Regions from separate parts of the Mus musculus genome. Here region 2 is linked to region 1. A link is a loop called in an ENCODE intact Hi-C map of the cell type or tissue named here. Cell type or tissue: left cerebral cortex. All regions are shown on one strand. Links, peaks and the distances in the headings refer to the core of each region. The heading gives the core; the rest is flanking DNA. Region 1 has its middle 51 kb from the start of Gm40658. Region 2 has its middle 76 kb from the start of Pitrm1.

Region 1 (2,933 bases), core at 326-2,825:
AATGGAAAGATTATATTAGTTTCAGAATAATTTTGTTCCTTTTTTTCTTTTTATTGATTTTCTAAATTATGACTGTTGATTCAAATTTTTAATTTGTGTAACATAAAACTATCGTAGTGCCTACATTTTTCACCAACTGAAAATATCAAATGAGTTCAATAGAATTTTTCAGATCACTTGTAAGAAAGGAATTTGACTACAGTGCCTTTTCTGGCTGAAATCAGATTGTGCTTGTCTGTGGATCAAAGGACTTTGCTGCATCAAACCTGTCTCTGGAAACACTGGAATAATTGGTAATAATAAAAAAGCTTGTTTGTGTGAACTTTGAAAACAAACTGAAACTTCAAATTGAGATAACGCTCTTACAAATTACAGCACTAAATGCAGATGTTAGTGAACAATGCATGCAAATGTGTATGTGTATACTTGGTGTATATTACTGTATATGTATGTATATTATATATGATATATACATAAACTGCATTGTATGCTATAGCCTTTAAACTACAAAGACACATGCACAACTACATTTACACTGATATGTAAGTATGCCTACATATGCATATTACAATGTATATTAAATATTTTACATAGTATGTGTATTAATGTGTTAGTTTGGATTACTATTACTAGACTATAATGAATACATATAGAGATATAATACTATATTAATAGCTGTTATTTTACTATATTCACTCTTTCAAGGTACACTATACTATATACTTACAGATATTGATAATGTATGAGCGTATGTATGTTTATGATGGATACATTTGTCTGTGCACACGGAGACCAGAATTCCATGTTGGGTGACATTGTCTCTCCCTTATACTTTGAGGCAAAGTCCTTAACAGACCCTATCTTACTGTTTGACTAGTGGAAGGCAAGTCACAGTCCTTCCTGACTGAGATTACAGGCACACAGCTGACGCTTTATGTGGGTTGTCAGGAACCATATTCAGCTCATTTCCCTGCACAATAAGCATGTAATCCACTGAGCCATTTTCCCAGCCCTTATATGCCTTTAAAGTTATATTTTATCTATCTATCTATCTGTCTGTCTATCTATCTGTCTGTCTGTCTGTCTATCTATCTATCTATCTGTCTGTCTGTCTGTCTGTCTGTCTACCTATCTATCTATCATCTGCGTATTATTTATTATATAAATATTATTTGTTTATATTTTATTACATATATATATATATATATACATATATATATATATATAAACGTGTGTGTTTGTGTGTGTGTGTGTGTAATCATGTATGTAGGCACATGTGCACTGCAGAAGTTGTTTCTTCTCTTCCATGGCACGGGTCCCAGGGATGGAGCTGAAGTCAGGCATGCAGACAGATGTCTCTACCTACTGAGTCAGCTTGACAGCTTTCTAATAGAATTTTCTAAACCCAAAAGAAAATGTATCCATTTCTGATTGTGTTATTAAGAATGAAGCCAAAAAAAAATGAAGCCCATGTTTTTATTCTGATTATATTACACTAATAAGACCAACATGAAAAATGTATATCTTAATTCTATGTTTCCAAGGATCCTTTGCTTTTCAGCTGAGCCTCAGATGTTCTAAGGATGAGGCTCACATGTTTGTAATTTCAAAATCAGTTCCCTCAGAAGTTTCGTGCAACAAAAGGCCAGGAATCATTGGTTCCTTACAGAAAATGGACAGAAGGGGGCAGCGGTGTCTGCTCAACATTGGTCATAGCTGCAGTGTTCCTTTCTTCTCTGAAATGGAGGTAGGCGATTGTGTGAACTTAGCCATGTACTATTCAAAGAAGATTTTTTTTTATTACTTCCTTTCTTGTTTCTCAAACATAATTTTTACCATAGTCTGTTGTCAAAATCAAAATCACTGAATATAATTCGGAGAAGCCAATAGTTCTAAGAACAGAAAAACCAAAAATGGGTTACTTAAATTTCCATCAGCAAATAGTGGACTTTCTGATATGACTGGTTTATTTGAATACATACATTTGGCTAAATACGTGGATAAAATATAATTCAGTGTGTACATTGATATAGTATATAAACTAGATTCTATAAACCAATTTTCTACACATTATATACATATATTATTTAAAAATATGGATTAATTTGAAACACTCTGAGTAGAGCCTATCCTATCCCTGAATTATACCTTTCATAAATGTCACTAGTGAACAGATAAAGTTCAGCATACAGTGTACCCCATACAGTGTACTCCAGTGGAGTACTACCCAAGAGGAATAAGTATTGTAATGGTCACAGGCTACCAGAAAGGAGAAGGATCATTCTCCCATTTTTGGGCACCTCCTGGGACATCAGGAGGAAGTTCATTGCAAACTAGCATTGTATCCTATTTTGCCACTATCTTTCTTTGCCAAACAATAAATGAACAAACAAATAAAATGCAAACAAACAAAAATGGTCTTAATTCAAGAAATGAAGATGTTTTCAACTCTCATCATATCCAAAAATTCATCTTGGATGCATGCAAGTGGCATCTTTTATGCCTTAAAATTTCCATCTTTGAGATTTTTTTCTTTTAAATTTCCTTTGTTTTATTTCCTCAAAATATTTTTCAGTTGTTTATATACACCATTCCAAAACATAGAAAGATGCACTTTCAGAGTGCCCAAAATACTCCATAATTACATCAGTTCTGTGTACTCTTCATAAGTGTTTGGAATGTTCTGGTACTTATATAGAAAGTATAAGCAAAACAGACTCAGTGAAGCTTTCCCTGTAACCACAAAAGATATTCTGGGAAAACAATGCCTGTAAAGTGGCATGTCCCCCATAAGTCCTGTGACATTAAGAGAAACTGAGTCAGGAATATAAACCCTAGAGGTATCTATTGTCTGGTATTCCAATATAGTATTTCATTTTCATTATGAGCAGAAGGCTAAGCTTTGCCTTCACGTGGTCCATTAATGGCTCACA
Region 2 (2,933 bases), core at 229-2,728, 1.7 Mb after region 1:
GAAATTCTCCGCATACTGTGCAGGGTTACTGTGGATACCCCAAGGGTGGGAGTCAGACCACATCCACTCATGGTGGTTCATTTAGAGAAGTTCTTAATATATTGCAACTGCGACATACACTAGTAATTTTCCAAACCTGGGATTTGGTTTAGAAATCAGCTCAAATCTGGTTGGCCCTTGTGTCTAGTCTAAGCTGAATCATTATTCCTGCATGTGGCTCAAACCGCATAATGGTATAAGAGGTGCAGGCATGAAAGGAACGTGTTAGAGGCACAGCTAGGAATCCGCAGCCAAGAGAGGCCCGATCCTGTCTATTTTCACACCCTGGCTGCTCATTGCATATGCAAAGAAGCAGCCTCAACTTTCTCAGGTCACACAGCATCAGCCTCGTGCCTCAAGCTCTTTTTCATTTTATTTGGATTGGTTCAAAGAAGAGGCTCCTTGCAAATCCTAATTCTCACCTCTGCAACGACAGGGCTAAATTAAAAGAAGAGCATTAGTCTGGTTTACTTTTCTTTCAGGGGTTTTCTAAGAAATGTTCCCTTCTATTTCTGCCCTCTGGTTCCTTTTTGTCTCCCTTAATAGTTGCCCACTGAAGGTCAAACACAGAAGACATGAAGCATAATGCGAACAGCGGGGATCCCAGAGACACACAGCCTGCATTCCGAAATCTACTTTGACTTTGAACTTGGCTTTGGAAAAGTTACAATTTGTTTTCAACCTGATCAGTAAAATCGAGGTCAGCTACATGAGAGGTGACTGGGGTGTGTCCGGTGTCCTGTCCATGCCCGCTAAGTGCTTGTCAGTCTCCATATGCCCTGCAGCCTACCTGAGGATTGAATGGGGTCCTTATGCTAGACCAAGTGGGAGCCTTTAGAAATCTTATAGACCCATTAGAAATCACCCTTACACTGCCCTGGAGAGTATCCGAGGGTTCTGTCCACAGGGGGTAAAAACGAGATCCTCCCTCATTAAGGCTATGCTATTAACTCGGAAGTTCTTGCACATTCGCTGAATGAACTTCCAAACAAAAAATAAAAAATTCTGTAGCTTAGAATCATAGTTTTCCTAAATGCTGAAATAATTTTATGCCATTTCCCCTACTAATTACCATCTCATTATTATTAGAAGAACGCTTTCCTTGAAATCAACACAATTTTTGCTCTAGTTCATTTTAGCCGCATGGCAGGAGGCCTCGGTGACTCCCATTCAGAGGAAGGTAGCGACACCTAGTGGTGTCTTACTCGAGATGCAATCCTTTCACTTCTACCTGGTTGGATGCCAGTATGAGGGTTGGCTCCTAGGAACTCAAAACATTAGTAAATACTTCGTTGCCTTGTGTTAGAGTCTTCCCGAATATATGCAGATAGTAAAATAAAATAAATCCTTGAGCATCTGAAGTTCTTGAGAACACTTGACCTCAATGAACCTGATCCAAAATCCTCTCTGCGATAAGCTCCCTGGGTCATCAGACAAAATGGATTTCCTATCCCCAGGAGTTTATGAGTTGTCACGGCAACCAAGAAGTTCTTTCTTTTGTTTTGAGGTGGTGTCTCATATATCCCAGGCTAGCCTCAAACTCATTATATAGCATGGAGGCCTTTTAACTTCTGCTCCTTCCGTACTCCCTTGCAACTTTGGATTACAACCTTGTTCACACGGTGCTAGGGAAGGAGCCCAGAGCCCTATGCATAAAATTATGTGTGTGTGTGTGTGTGTGTATTTAACTTTAAATGAACTTCCATTCTTTATGTAATAACTTCCTAATGAAGCCAACTATAACGTGGGAATTATTAATTGAACATCCTTCATTTCACAGGGACTTTCTGCCTACACCCTTGCATGATGAACTAACTAGTGGGTACTGCCATCATTTCTCTGCATCCTGAAAAAAAAAAGCTAACACGAGACACAGAAGAGGCCTAATAGCTCTTCATATTCTGAAAGCAGGACTTTGTGATAAGGAATTCTCAGTGGGAAGAGTCATGTGCATGTTCCCCGCACAAACACAGACCGCAAAGATGTGGATTATAAGTGAATCATTAATAAACATGTGTGCATACTCTTCTGTTGGTTGGATTGATCCCTTTCTCCTTAATCTCTCACTAAAATCACAGTTATGAGGTTGGAGGAATGGCTCAGTGGTTGAGAGCGCTGGCTACTTACTCCTTCTGAGGACCTGGGTTCAATTCTGAGCACCCACACGGTGACTCACAACTTTAGTTCTGGCAACTTTGGGTGCTGCATGCACAAGGTGCACAGACACACGTGAAGGCAAAACACCAGCACACATAGGGTAAAAACAAATAAATCTTTCAAAAATGCAAGATGATGATAGTGCAGTGGGTGATTTTGCATTGTGGAACTAAGATATCACCATCTTGCCTGATGAGAGACTGTCTTTGGAGCAGAGGAATTCTTTTTTAATGCTAGAACAGGAGAGCACAGTATGGTCTGTATCCATTTTTTAATACTAGGTCTTGTGTAGCATAGGTGTGCATTGACCTCGATATGTAGCTAAGAATAACAGTGGACTTCTGATCCTCCTGTCTACATATTGCACATGTTGGCATTGTGGACGTATATCGTCAAGTGGGATGCATGCTAGCTAGGCATGTTCTACCAATTAATCTCCATTTCCTAAGCCCAAGAACTCACTGCCTCCAGTGATTCTTTCTGAGGTGAGAGTGTCCTCATTGGATCTCACTGTTTACCCTTCGCCTAGGAATGTCCCCTGCCCTTTGTAGAGCCCCTTGCCAATACTGTTCTTACATTTATCTCTTCATTATTCACCAGAGATAAGCCCTTGCATCTGCATGAAATGTGGATGTACGTGGAAACCTGGAGGCTATGTGTCATAGAAAAAGACCTGACCCGGCTACATGCAATATACCTTATTTGTCCTCAGCTGTGTAGAGGCTGTCCAGTGCACA

The links. Hi-C counts contacts between places; a loop is a spot of excess contacts. Peaks named below come from ENCODE experiments on the same cell type or tissue, not always from the same donor. Only the 100,000 strongest peaks of a DNase experiment are listed, where the experiment ranks them.
Region 2: it touches region 1 in a loop (8-fold over the local background); 20 of 42 quality-filtered maps call a loop at or near these places.

Annotation. Positions count from the first base shown.
Region 1 is chr13:4,775,358-4,778,290 of GRCm38, forward strand. No RefSeq gene overlaps it. Among named protein-coding and RNA genes, the nearest start is that of Gm40658, 51 kb to the left of the region's middle. In left cerebral cortex, for the core only: a CTCF peak has its summit at 1,680 (motif pointing right); a DNase peak (open chromatin) is centred at 1,681.
Region 2 is chr13:6,470,612-6,473,544 of GRCm38, forward strand. No RefSeq gene overlaps it. Among named protein-coding and RNA genes, the nearest start is that of Pitrm1, 76 kb to the right of the region's middle. In left cerebral cortex, for the core only: a CTCF peak has its summit at 1,235 (motif pointing left); DNase peaks (open chromatin) are centred at 684, 785 and 1,242; H3K27ac peaks cover 1,181 bases.